Regions from separate parts of the Homo sapiens genome. Here region 1 is linked to region 2. The links are chromatin contacts, found by Hi-C or POLR2A ChIA-PET in ENCODE. All regions are on one chromosome and are shown on one strand. Each heading gives the region's core, a stretch centred on a gene start or an enhancer-like site at or near the end of the contact. The rest is flanking DNA. Distances are from core to core; before and after follow the strand shown. Region 1 holds the start of COPZ1 (coat protein complex I subunit zeta 1). Region 2 holds the start of SMUG1 (single-strand-selective monofunctional uracil-DNA glycosylase 1).

The links. A loop is a pair of places that touch in the nucleus more often than their neighbours do. ChIA-PET counts read pairs that join two places held with the same protein, here RNA polymerase II (POLR2A). Pooled maps may share reads with other maps.
Region 1: a map of B cell shows a loop between it and region 2 (30-fold over the local background). The contact joins the promoter of COPZ1 here to the promoter of SMUG1 in region 2. A Hi-C loop is called at or near these places in 1 of 168 maps with a recorded cell type or tissue (B cell) and 10 of 50 pooled maps. POLR2A ChIA-PET finds 5 or more read pairs at or near these places in 7 of 52 experiments (A549, GM10248, H1 and 4 more).

The regions. Positions count from the first base shown.
Region 1 is chr12:54,319,836-54,326,823 of GRCh38, forward strand. COPZ1 (coat protein complex I subunit zeta 1) reads left to right here and starts at 5,296. Exons shown (of 9, transcript NM_016057.3): 1 at 5,296-5,346. The coding sequence starts at 5,329.
Region 2 is chr12:54,186,661-54,193,988 of GRCh38, forward strand. It overlaps SMUG1 (single-strand-selective monofunctional uracil-DNA glycosylase 1), which reads right to left and starts at 2,325. Exons shown (of 4, transcript NM_001243787.2): 1 at 2,291-2,325; 2 at 1,159-1,242. LOC105369777 (a long non-coding RNA gene) reads left to right here and starts at 2,437. Exons shown (of 3, transcript XR_944984.2): 1 at 2,437-2,542; 2 at 3,788-3,874.

The DNA.
Region 1 (6,988 bases), core at 4,046-6,545, 140 kb after region 2:
ATTTCTGGCCATTGTAAACAATTCTATAATAAGCATTCTTAAATATGTATCATTAGGTATTGGGCTGTGTTTTTATTTCTCTAGGAGAGGGTATATCCATGTTTAGTTTTACAGGATATTGCCAGAATACTTTCCAAAAGACTGTAACAATTCCAACTTCCACAACATCTGGTCCCTCTATGGCAGCTACCTAGGTTTGTTTTCAAGGTGTTTCACAACCTGGACACAAAGTACCTTTCCAGTTTTATCTCTGTTCTCTTTTCTTTCTTTGAATTCTGTTCCATGAAATCGATCCTTCAAAGATTTCTTATGCAACCTTTAAGACATTCTGCTAAGTGAAATAAGCTAGATGCAAATAGAAAAATATTGTATGATTCCATTTTATGAGGTACTAGAATAGTCAATTCATAGAGACAGAAAGTAGAGTAGTGGTTACCGGCTGCTGGGCAGAGGAAAGAATGAAGGTTACTGGTTTTTTAATTTATTTTAATTTAATTAATTAATTAATTAATTTTTGAGGCAGAGTCTCGCTCTGTCACCCAGGCTGGAGTGCAGTGGCGTGATCTCGGCTCACTGCAACCTCCGCCTCCTGGGATCAAGCAATTCTCTGCCTCAGCCTCCCATAGCTGGGATTACAGGCACCCGCCACAAAGCCCGGCTAATTTTTTGTATTTTTAGTAGAGACAGGGTTTCACCATCTTTGCCAAGCTGTTCTTGAACTCCTGACCTCGTGATCCACCCACCTCGGCCTCCCAAAGTGAGCCACCGTGCCTGGTCTATTTTTATTTTTTTGTAGAGATGGGGGTCTCACTATTTTGTCCAGGCTGGTCTCGAACTTCTGGCCTCAAGCCATCCACCGTCTTGGCCTCCCAAGTCCTGTGATTACAGTCATGAGCCATGGCGCCTGGCCAATCATAGAATTTTAAAGTTAGGGCCTGGCCGGGTGTGGTGGCTCACGCCTGTAATCCCAGCACTTTGGGAGGCCGAGGCAGCCAGATAACCTGAGGTTGGGAGTTCGAGACCAGCCTGACCAACATGGAGAAACCCCGTCTCTACTAAAAAAATACAAAATTAGCTGGGCCTGGTGGCACAAGCCTGTAATCCCAGCTACTCGGGAGGCTGAGGCAGGAGAATCACTTGAACCCTGGGAAGCAGAGGTTGCGGTGAGCCGACAGTGTGCCATTGCACTCCAGCCTGGGCAACAAGAGCGAGACTCCATCTCCAAAAAAAAAAAAGTTAGCTAGGGCCCTAGAAAGCTCTGGTCTGAACCTCTCCCCTTTCCAGAAGTGACAGCTATAGTCCATCCAGAGAGGGTACAGAGACTTGCAGAGTTCTCTCACTGATTAAAGCAAAGTCACAACAATAACTAATGTCTCTAATTCAGTCAATTGTCTTCCTCCCACAGCACAATTACCCCAACAGGCTGGAGAGCTAAGAATCAAGCGATCTTCTGCAACAATATCTGACTTAAAATTTGTCAGTTACTACACAGAAAAAGGAGCCAACCATCCCCATGAACCAACCATACCACACTTTTTCCTCCTTATGGTCCTTGTAGAATATCTGGCACTGAGGTAGAGTCCTTGAGGTAGGACTGGGATGCAAGAGAGGCAGTACAACAAACTAGAGGAGTGGACTGTGGGTAAGAACATGGTTTAGAGTCTCCTGTGCTCAAACGTATGGCTGCTAAAACAGTTCTGTAGCCTTAAGTAAATTATTTAACTGCTCTAAACTCCATGTTGCTCATCTGTAAAATGGGTTTAATAATCATCTACTTCGTAAGGATTTTTTATTTTATTTGTTTTTTTTGAGACGGAGTCTCACTCTGTCACCCAGGCTGGAGTGTAGCATGCAATGTCGGCTACTGCAACCTCTGCCCTCTGAGTTCAAGCGATTCTCCTGCCTCAGCCTACCAAGTAGCTGGGATTTCAGGTGCCTGCCACCGCGCCCGGCTAATTTTTTGTATTTTTAGTAGAGACGGGGTTTCACCATCTTGGCCAGGCTGGTCTTAAACTCCTGACCTCGTGATCCACCCGCCTCGGTCTCCCAAAGTGCTGAGATTGCAGGTGTGAGCCACCGCACCCGGCCAGGAATTTTTTTTTTTTTTTTTTTTGAGACAGAGTTTTGCTCTTGTTGCCCATGCTGGAGTGCAATGGCAGGATCTCGCTCATTGCAACCTCCACCTCCCGGGTTCAAGAGATTCTCCTGCCTTAGCCTCCGGAGTAGTTGGGATTACAGGCACCTGCCACCACACCTAGCTAATCTTTGTATTTTTAGTAGAGACGGGGTTTCACCATGTTGGCTAGTCTGGTCTCGAACTCCCGGCCTCAGGTGATCTGCCTGCCTCAGCCTCCCAAAGTTTTGGGATTACAGGCATGAGCCACCATGCCCAGCTACTTCATAAGGATTTTAAAAAATGTATTCAATAATGTATTTAAAGATTTAGCACCGTGCCTGGCACATAATAAGTGGGCAGTAAATGTTAGTATTACCTTTAAGCTGCAAAGCCAATGACAACCCACTGACTGTGATGCCAGGCACAGTAAATGTGTGAACAACTCTCCTTGAGGAATAAAAGGACAAGCCTTCACTTCTTCCAGATATAAGGCTTAACACCTGGTATTCCACCAGAAATTCACCTTCTGTCAGAGTACACTGTAGGTCTATAATTTGCATTGTATTGTTCAATTTTTTATTTTATCTTATTTTTATATACAGACTGGGTCTCCCTGTGTTGTCGAGGCTGGAATGCAGTGGCTATTCCCAGGCACAATCACTGCGCACTACGGCCTCGAACTCTTGGGCTCAAGCATCCTCCTGCCTCAGCCCCTGGGGTAATTGGTACTACAGGCACATGCCACAGCGCCCTTGTATTGTATTGTTTTATGTTTCCTTGATTCTACTCCGACTATTAGAAAAATTCCTGGGTGGCTGGGCCCGGTGGCTCACGCCTGTAATCCCAGCACTTTGGGAGGCCAAGGCGGGTGGATCATCTGAGGTCCGGAGTTCGAGACCAGCCTGGCCAGTATGGCGAAACCCCGTCTCTACTAAAAGTACAAAAATTAGCCAGGGGTGGCAGGCGCCTGTAATCCCAGCTACAAGGGAGGCTGAGGTGGCAGGGAGAATCGCTTGCAACCGGGAGGCGGAGGTTACAGTGAGCCAAAATCACACCACTGCACTCCAGCCTGGCGACAGAGAGAGACTCCGTCTTAAAAAAAAAAAAAAAAAAAAAAAGGCCGGGTGCAGCAGTGGCTCACGCCTGTAATCCCAGCACTCTGGGAGGCCGAGGCGGGCGGATCACGAGGTCAGGAGATGGAGACCATCCTGGCTAACACGGTGAAACCCCGTCTCTACTAAAAATACAAAAAATCAGCCAGGCGTGGTGGTGGGCGCCTGTGGTCCCAGCTACTCTGGAGGCTGAGGCAGGAGAATGGCGTGAACCCGGGAGGCGGAGCTTGCAGTGAGCCGAGATTGAGCCACTGCACTCCAGCCTGGGGGACAGAGCGAGACTCCGTCTCAAAAAAGAAAAATTCCTGGGTAAGTTTGGAATCTCTTCTTGGAGGGCTCCTAAGGATATAATTTTCAGAGATGAGGGAAAAAATCCCTTTAGGATAATTAAGGTAATAGGTGTCCCTGCCCTAAGAGGAGTCAGGGATCAGGAAACCAAGGGATAGGGGAAAGCCAAGCTTCATCAAAATCATTCCCTATTGTGAAATTCTTGCATTCAGTAAACTTCTCTTTTCTCATTTTGCAACGCCTCATTTCTTTCCTCTCCTTTCTTTCCTTCTCTTTCTTTCTTTCTTTCTTTCTTTCTTTCTTTCTTTCTTTCTTTCCTTCCTTCCTTCCTTCCTTCCTTTCTTTCTTTCTTTTCTTTCTTTCTCCTTTTCTTTTCTCTTCTCTTCTCCTTTTCTTTTCTTTTCTTTTTTTTTTGAGATGGAATTTCGCTCTTGTTGCCCAGGCTGGAGTGCAATGACGAGATCTCGCCTCACCTCAACCTCCGCCTCCCAGGTTCAAGTGAGTCTCCTGGTTCAGCCTCCCGAGTAGCTGGGATTACAGGCATGTTCCACCACGCCCGGCTAATTTTGTATATATGTATATTTTTTGAGACGGAGTCTCGCTCTGTCACCCAGGTTGGAGTGCAGTGGCGCGATCTCAGCTCACTGCAAACTCCGCCTCCTGGGTTCACGCCATTGTCCTGCCTCAGCCTCCAGAGTAGCAGGGACTACAGGCGCCCGCCACCCACGCCCGGCTAATTTTTTGTATTTTTAGTAGAGACGGGGTTTCACTATGTTAGTCAGGATGGTCTTGATCTCCTGATCTCGTGATCCGCCCGCCTCGGCCTCCCAAAGTACTGGGATTACAGGTGTGAGCCATCACGCTCGGCCTGTATTTTTTTTTTTTAGTAGAGACGGGGTTTCTCCATGTTGGTCAGGTTGGTTTCAAACTCCCGACCTCAGATGATCCGCTCGCCTCGGCCTCCCAAAGTGCTGGGATTACAGGCTTGAGCCACCGCGCCCAGGCACAACGGCTTGTTTCTATTGGAAAACCCCAGAATTTACTCCCTATAACCCCTCTCTTATTCTAATCCCATCCCTTTCCCCGTTTGTCCCGCAAACCCCATCTCCAAAGCCGATTTCACGTTGAGCTCAAGTTGGCCTTTACAAACTGACTTCTCATGTTCCTCAGGCCCAGCAAAGCCTGGAACTCCACCTTAGGGAGATTGTTATTGCGACTATCAACTCCTGGCAGCCTTGGTTTATGTAGTTAACATGTTGGGCCTTTCTTGGCTCTACTCTATGGTTGTGCAGACTTTCTGTGAGGATGCTGAAGTGACCTGAGCGAGCATGAGGGAAGGGCTAGCCACAGAGATCATGGACCTAATGCGGGCGCTGAAAATAGGGATTAGGGCAGGATTCCGGTTAGAAAGCGCCAGTGTTAAAGGCTAAGGAGACACAGCGCCCCCTAAAGAGGGTGCGGTTTAAAAATCGCTAAATCAGTCCGACAATATCACGTGTCCTCGGCCCTACCAATTGAAAATTAACAATCGCTTCTTCTGTTCCCCATGGAAACAACCCCGCCCCACTAACCCTCCCGCCCCAATGAGTCGTGAGGTTTTGGCGTTTTATTGAGTATTCAAGCTGACAATCAAACACCTGAGCCTTCTGGTTGGACACTTTGCTTCCGGTAAGCAAGCTAGTACAATAATTGGCCAATAAAGCAAGCCTTACCCAATGATCCTTATCCTAGGCGGGGCCTAATGGGAACGTATGGCCAATCAGCGGCGGCGTTTCTTTTGCGGCTCCACGTCGGCACCAGCTGCGGGGCAAGATGGAGGCGCTGATTTTGGTAGGAGCTGGAGGGGCAGCAGAGATGCTGTGGTGTCCACAGGGGCCGGGAGTCAGGGTTCAGCCCGAGTGGGAGACGGGGAAAGAGAGTTCCGGGTAATTCTTGGGGACTGAGCGTTCTGCTGACCTTTGGAATAAGTGTGTGGCCTAGTGTAGGAGCTAAAGCCTTGGTTTAGAGTAGGAAGCCCTGCCGGGGAGAGGGCATAGAGTCGGTGGAAAGTTGAAGGCAGCACATGGACTCCTTAGGATACACAGACCTGTAGGCGTACTGGATTAGGACCCTTCAGGTTGCCCCTTATTTTTAGCATTGTGGATGATACCCTGATTTTAATTTACCAAACCACCAAACTCGCCCCATATTGTAAGAAAAGAATACAGATGTTTTGTCGTTACAGACTCCTCCTGATGGTTTCCCAAGTTTGACTCTCCATTGCCGATTCCCTGCCACATTCCTTCAGGAAACTGTTTTGTCTTCGGTTTCCTGTTAATCCCTATTATATAGGTTTGTCAAATAATCAGTATTCCATCAAAGTTCTGGGATACCTGATAAAGTTAGCATGGATTGTGGAATATTTTTTCTAGACTCCTTATTCTGTTCTCCTTTTCTCTACCCATTTAGACCTTAGGAATTCTTTTTTTTTTTTTTTTTTTTTGAGACCGAGCCTTGCTCTGTCACCCAGGCTGGAGTGCGCACGTGGCGCGATCTTGGCTCACTGCAATCTCCACCTCCCGGGTTCAAGCTATTCTCTTGCCTCAGCCTCCCGCGTAGTTGGGACTATAGGCGCGTGCCACCACGCCCGGCTATTTTTTTTGTATTTTTAGTAGAGACGTGGTTTCACCATGTTGGCCAGGCTGGTTTCGAACTCCTGACCTCAAGTGATCCGCCCGCCTCGGCCTCCCAAAGTGCTAGGATTACAGGCTTGAACCACCGCGCCTGGCCAGGAATTATTATTATTATTATTATTATTATTATTTTTGAGACGGAGTCTCACTCTGTCGCCCAGGCTGGAGTGCAGTGGTACGATCTCGGCTCACTGCAAGCTCCGCCTCCCGGGTTCACGCCATTCTTCTGCCTCAGCCTCCGGAGTGGCTGGGACTACAGGCGCTCGCCACCACTCCCGGCTAATTTTTTGTATTTTTTAGTAGAGACGGAGTTTCACCGTGTTAGCCAGGATGGTCTCGATCTCCTGACCTCGTAATCCACCCGCCTCGGCCTCCCAAAGTGCTGGGATTACAGGCGTGAGCCACTGCGCCGGGCCAGGAATTCTTATTGTATGATCTAGGATGCTAATTTCTCCCTCTCTGGTTACATGAGAATTGTGGTCGCTAAAGGGCTGTATTAGCCCTCTTGTCCATATGATGCTTTATGCTTGTTCTAACAAATAAAATACCTGTTACCCCTTTTTAGAACTGGACCAGAGAATTTCTCTCAAAAGTGCCCTATTTTGCGATTTGGAGGGGTGTGTGTGTGTGTGTGTGTGTGTGTGTGTGTGTGTGTGTAGGTAGGTAGGTAGTATAGTGTAGGAATTTAACTCCCAGCCTTCTTCCTTAATTGGCTTGAACTCTAGGCCTCTTTCCAAAGAAGCTTGTCTTTTATTTTCCTTCAGATCTCCTAAGCATACACATTCAGATCCTCATCAGAT
Region 2 (7,328 bases), core at 1,075-3,574:
AGCTTCCCAGGGTGATTCTGATGGTTGGTGAAGGCTGAGAACCACTGTGTGTCACCATGGTTACCGTCGTCTTAATGAATTCCTTTTGCCTCCCCAGCTAAACTTGGGCAGATCAAGAGCCAGGCCTTGTTCAATCTCCCTCCATAAGCCCAAGGTCCTGGCCCTTATTAGGTACTCAACAAACACCTGCTCAGCAATGTCCATCTTCTTTTTCACTTTTGTTTAAAACTACCTTCTGTGCTGGGCACAGTGGCTCATGCCTGTAATCCCAGCACTTTGAGAGGCCAAGGCAGAAGAATTGCTTGAGGCCAGGAGTTCAAGACCAGCCTGGCTGACATAATGAGACCCCATCTGTAAATATAAAAATAAAATAAACAGCTTTTACCAAGGAGGCACTCCTGATGGATCCTTCTCCACTTCTATATCCTGAGTTCACTCAAGGCTTAGCTGCCCACTTTGCACTCTGCTTGTTTTCCAGACTCTGGGTCTGTGCCCATCATATGTGTGCCTCCCATGCGACAAGGACCATTGTCATTCCTTCCTCTCAACTTTCTGCCTGGGTCAGGAGTGACTTCTCCAAGATAAGAACTCAAGGTTGACACAACAGCTCGATAAACCTATTTTCTCACCCTAGCCTAGGGGAAGTGGGAGAGAAAAGAAATCAGAGGCCCAACTTAGGAAGTCCTTCCCTGACTGTCTCAGTAGTCTTTAACTGATCTGTTGTCCAGGTGGCTACCCAGGACAAACTGGGCTCATACAAAAGCTGAGAAGGGTGCTGTGGAGAACGCCAGTGTTTCAGGGGACCTTGCTTTGCATCTCCCCATGCAACACCAACATTAGCAGATTGGCTGCTCCAGCTCTAGAATCTCGAGAAGTCTTGAGCCCACCTTTGACATTTAGACACCTGTGTTGGAAACAGCAAGGCTGGGGAAAAGAGTGGCAAGATACTACTTTCATTGTTCCATAACTTCAAAGCCTGATCTCATAGCAAGAGCCACAGGCTGGAAGTCAATTGATTTGAATTCTACTCCTGTTTCATCTCTAAGAAGGTTCTCTTGAGCAACTCATTTAACTCTCTTCTCTATGGAAAATCACATACTCCATCCAACCTACCACCTGTTAACTCATTTTTTTTTTCAATACTTATGAGTCTCTTACATGACAGGCACTGCAGCAGTCTCTTGATGAGGAAGAAATCCAAAAAGAGTAAAATGTAGGCCAGGCTTTCTGTAAGCTCATAATCTGCTGTGAGGGCAAATAAACAACTAACTGTAATACAGTGTGATGTGAGCTTTAATACCCGGAACAAAACACTAAGAGAACCCAAAGGAGGAACTTGTAAGTTCTACCCAAAGTCGCCCCAAGAGCCAGAGGCTTAAGAAATGTAGATATTTTATAAAATACGGTGTCATACTACATTAAGCACAAAGACAGCGGAGTTGGACCAAGCGATAAGGCTGACCACCAAGGGCCGACTTCAGACTGATGTCAGACTTCTCTGACATCAAATCCGGGAAGTGAGGAAGGAATCGAAATCACATATGCACTCCCCTGTCCTTTGGAGGCACTCCGGGAGTCCAGGGACAATAATAAATATCCTTAAACGAAATAATAATAATAATAATAATAATAATAAATAATAATAATAATAATAATAATAATAATAATAATAATAATAATGCATAGGCCGGGCGCGGTGGCTCACACCCGTAATCCGAGCACTTTGGGAGGCCGAGGCGGGCGGATCACGAGGTCAGGACTTCGAGACCAGCCTGACCAACATGGTGAAACCCAGTCTCTACTAAATACAAAAATTAGCTGGGCATGGTGGCGCGCGCCTGTAATCCCACCTACTCGGGAGGCTGAGGCAGAAGAATCGCTTGAACCCGGGAGGCGGAGGCTGCAGTGAGCTGAGATCGCGCCATTGCACTCCAGCCTGGAATTCAGAGCAAAATTCCGTCTCAGAAAAATAAATAAATAAACAATAATAATAATAAAGCATAAACTCAAAAAGACCATTTCATCTGGTTCCAAAGGGGCCGACTACTAAGGCACCATACAAAACCTCCGGGGGCGCCCGCTGGCTCCGGCCGACTGGAAAGCCTTGATCCTGCAGACCTCCCAGGCGGTTTCATAGGCTGGGCTCTCCCTGCACTGAGTCTTACCCCATACGGAGGGAGGGACCCCAAAATATAGAAATTCTAACCACCCTCTCGGCTCAGCCCCGACGACCCTGGGAGCCGTCAACTTGCCCCCACAGTCCCGGATTCCCAGCCCCCTACTTCCTCACCTGGTCCAGCTCCCCATCCCGTTTCCGGTTCCTTTCCCCCACCCCAAACCCAACCCCCGGCGCTAAGGACAGTGGGAGTCGTAGTCTACATTGTTTAGGGAAGGAGATTGGCGTACCCGCAGCCACTTCCGCCGGAAATGCTCCAATCCCGGAAGGCGCACTAAATTAGCCCTAAAGATCGCTGGGAATTGTAGTTTAATCTTTCCATCAGCGTTAAATCAGGAAGTCTTGAGAAGTGAAAAGCCACAGCCTGTAAGTACCTAGGAAATCCTGGGTTCTATCCCTAAAGGGCATCGCCCTTCCAAAAGTTCATTCACTATTTTCCCAAAGGGATTGCAAATCAGGAAGCTTCAACCATCCCCAATCCCTCACCCACCTGAAGGTATTAACAATAGCTAAAGACCATTGCTAGGCCCCCTGCCACCGTGGGTATAAGAGACTTCTCCTTTGCAGCCTGCCATTACTTATACAGAACATCCACGAAGACATTTCTGGTAGCTCCTAACAACTTTTTAGCAAGGGGCATCCCCCATTACTGTCCAAGCCCATCTCCAGAGTGTCACCATTTTGACTTCTTTCTCTGCCTTGCTATCTGCCCAACCCTATAACCTCAGTATTAGTCAAGAGTTTTCCAGAGAACAGAACTAACAGGATATCTATCTATATGACGAGATTTATTCCAAGAATTGGCTCACAGGATTGTGGAGGCCAAGAAGTCCCACAGTCTCCCGCTCTGCTGTCTATACACTGGAGAACCAGGAAAACAGGTGGTATAATTCAGGAAAGTCCAAAGCAGGGGAGGAGGCTCACTGCTAAGTCCCAGAGCCTGAAGGACGAAGAACCAGGAACTCCAATGATGTCCAAAGGCAGGTAAAATAGATGTCCCAGCTCATGAAGAAAGAGAATTTGCCTTCCTCCACTCTTTTGTTCTACTGGCCCCCAAGGGATTGGATGGTTCCCACCCATATTAATGAGGGTGATCTTCTTAGTCTACCAATTCAAATGCAAATCTCTTCCAGAAACACTCCACAGACATATCCAGAAATAATGTTTTACCAGCTATCTGGGTGTCCCTTAGACCACTCAAGTAGACACATAAAGTTAGCTATCACTCTTCCATCCAAATCTTCTCCCTCAAATACTTTGTCCAGGAAGGCTTCCCTGATCAATCCTCATCCCATGGCTGCACCTAACAGTCCATTCCCCCACCATTCCCCCATCCCAATATCTATGTCCAAATCTGTCCTATTCCTAGTTTTGTTCTTGTGCTCTATCTGGGTCTGGTTCTGTGTCGTGACTCTAAAACTTTCATTAGACTGGGAACCCCCTAAGGTTAGTTATCTTCTATATTCCTCCCACCCCACAATCTCCACACACCTTAGCACAGCCAAGGCTCTAATCACAGAAGCAAGGTCTCCCTGTGAGTGGTAGAAAAGGAGACCTATAAACCCCAGAACAGGAAGAAGTGAGAGAAAAAGGATGCTATTCCCTTCCCAGGACTTGTCTGATCTCCTATCAACAAAAACTTAATGGGTGCAGTAGGAGCTTCAGGGAGCTGTGAGCAGTGACCTGCTGACATCAAGGGTGAGAAACTACCCTGACCCTTGCAAGACTTTGGAAATGGAATTAATCATCCACCTCATGAAGCCCATAATTTCCTGAGCTTTAATTTTTACCAGATCCTCTCCCTCTCTGTGTCTCTCTCTGCCTATGTTATTTGCCCCTCTCTACTTATGTAAATTTATCTCTATTTCTAGTCTCTTGTGTAGCTTTCTCTCTGTATCTGCAGGTCTCTGTCTCCCTCTGTGAACATCTCCCTGTTTCTGCTTCTTACCCTAGAATGACTGGAATAAGAGAATCTGAGCTTCTAGAACAAGTTCCCCCATCTCTGTGTGTCTATGTATTTCTGTGTTTCTGACCAAAAATAAGGTGAAGGGACCTCATTGTGGTGTCATCTCATTGCTTAAAAATTCCAGGATTTCCACCATCCCTTGGACAACCCTCCTGTCCACCCCGACCCCTCTGTCACTTGCTTGCCCAGCACTTCTGTTCTAGTTTGTCATCTTGGCAGCCCCTCCACATTCAAAGTCTGCTTCTGGCAGAACAATAATGAGTGAAATGAGTAACAGGCAAGCAGAGATCCCCCAGGACCTCCACCTCCCCACCCCTGATTTCAATTTCCTAGAAGACTTGAATAACTGTTTCTGTCCCTATAAGCCCATCCACCCCAGGGAACCCAGAGATAGGAAGTCCAGATATAAGGAGAAACTGAGGCTTAGGCAGCCCACAGTGAGTCCCTACAGCCAATGTCAGAGGGGCCTGGGGCCTTCTCTCTCTCTAGTCCATGCTATTCCTCCCCGCCCAGTGAGTCACTCCCAGGAAAGATGGAGGTGAGGCGCTCTCCTGAAGTAGGCGTGCTTAGAAACAGGGACCCTGAGGCTTTCAAGAGATAGAGCCCAAGAGATGAAACATGGGCTTGGGTGCAGCCCTTCCAACCAGTCTCTTCCATTTATTAGTCTTCATGTCTTCTGGGAAGTCTTCAGGAGGCTGCTGACTGTGATTTACGGGTAGAGCCTTGTGGGGCAGGAACAGAAGATGACCCAGGTTATCGCCTGGGTAAGAGCCTAGAGAGTTGAGTCACCGGTCCTGGGGCAGGGCTCCAGGCATACCCACCAGCCAGCCCCTCTGTCCTGAGCCCGGGAGGGAAGGGGTTAACCGGCTCACTTGTTTTTTTTTTTTTTTTTTTGTTTCCTCGGGCTGCTGGAGCTGTGTTGGGCCATGAGCGCCATCTATCGGCCTCTTTGGGTCCTAGCTCCGACTCTGCTCACTTGGGCTGCTAGGCGGATCTTTCAGCCTTTCCCTTGCCTCGCCGCTTCTCACGGGGAAGGGCTGTCTAGCTGCGGGGCCTCCCACTGCACAAAACAAAGGTCGGGAATTGGAGAAGGTGAAGGCCATGTTTCCCCCTTCATAGATACTAAGTTTCACCCTGTTCAGCTCCCACTCACTGTTTCTGACATGGGGAGCCCCAAAGGGGGTTCTGGTGTTTAACTTTCAGTGTAGCCACCTTCCCCACTTCCACTACACTGGGTCCTGTCCCGATTAGCCCAACAAACATCAAAAGAGCATAGGACAGTGAAGACAGCATAGCAGAGGCCTCAGGACTTTGGGCTCTGGAATCAGACTGCTGCGTTTGAATCCAAGCTCTGCCACTTACTCATGGTGACCTTGGGCATGCTACTTAATTTCTCTGTGCCTCAGTTATCTCAGTTGTAAAATGGGATAATCATTGTAATCTCTATCTTCTTTTGTGATGTTTAAATGACTTAATTACATTAAGTGCTTATTACAGAATTTGGGCTCCACAAAGGGTAGTTATTGCTGTTGCTCTGCCAGGGTCTCAGGCAGATGATAGTCTGAGTACCCAAGACCCAGTCCATGAAGCCCTATCAGACACACAAGCACGGAGGACAAGACTGGGGAGCTCATCCTGTAGATTTCCCAAAGACAGTGACCTGCATGCAGGGTTAGGTTTGGAGTTGGAAGTTCAGGATTGCAAGGAAAGTAACTCTTCAGGTCTCCAAGGTCAGCAGAAGTTGGGATAAGGAGGTCACAGCAAGAAAGAACCTGAAGTAAAGATGTAGGAAGGAAATGCATTAAGGAAGAAGCATTAACAGGCCCTTTAAAGGGCCCTGATTTGGGGAAGGGAAAAGGGCTCCTTGATGTGTGAGTTAAGCAAGGGCCACTGCATCCCAAGGACATGTCCTTGGCACAGATGCAAAAGTCTCCAGACTTGATCAGATTCCCCATGCCTCCCCATTCCATCTGTGGGGACTTAACACTCCATGTCTTTTCCTCAGCCTAGTGAGGAGGGGCACTTACAAAGAGAGAAAGCTATCTGCAGGGCCCACAACCAGAGGAGCTAGGCTGTGAGTTCATCCATTTGTGTCCTTTTTTTTTTTTTTTTTTTTTTTTTGAGACAGGGTCTCACTCTGGAATGCAGTGGCATGATCATGACTCACTGCACTCTCGACCTCCTAGGCTCAAGCAGTCCTCCCGCCTCAGCCTCTCCAGTAGCTGGGACTACAGGTGCGCACCACCACACCCAGCTAATTTAAAAATTTTTTTTGTAGAGACAGGGTCTTGCTATGTTGCTCAAGCTGGTCTTGAACTGCTGGGCTCAAGTGATCTTCCCACCTCGGCCTCCCAAAATGTTGGGATTATGGGTGTAAGCCACCGCACCTGCCTGATTTGTTTCTCAACAGGTTCAGCCATCTCGCTGTCTCTGTATCTTCTATATCTCTGCCTTCATCTACCTTACAAGAAATGGGATTATTCTCCAAGGGGTGAGAATAAGGTGACAAAGTGACACCCTCTCAGTTAAGACAGAAATGCAGAGCCAGTGGGGTCCCTGGCTCAGCCTCGCTACCCTGCTACGCACACCTCAGCCCCAAGGCAGCACAACCTAGCTTTATGGATTATGCCTACTTAACTGGAGGAAGATGACAGCGTCTAGGTCTCCTCAACTCTGGTGTCCTCCATCTCCTGGGGCCTGGACGCCTGGGTCCCCAAGAGAGGAGCAGGAATAGGCTGGATGGGCTGATTTGCATCACTTACTTGGGAAGCAATTATCGGAGGAGCTGTCAGCTCAGTGCAGCTCTCTCCTCACTAATCGGATTTCACCAGAGCCCGGGGCTTGGGGGGGCCGAGTAATTTGGCTTGATGCAGTGGTGGGAGATGTCAGGGCCAGGAGGCCGGACAATCTGTCTGAGTGGTGTTAGAGTTGTCCAGAGCAATTATCCTGAGGGACCACACAGACATCAGATAGACAGACAGACAAGGGAATGGGACTGATCCCCAAGTCCTTTAGCAGGAAGGATGGAAGTGAGACTTGGAGAATGGGAGGAGCATCTCCCACAGGTTGAACCAAATTGAGCAACTAGAAGAGGATCAAGATGAGTCTGAGAGAGTGGCCATGGGACCAAGTGGGAGGACGACCCAAGAATCCTAGCTTCCAGCCTACTCAACACCGAGGCCCAGC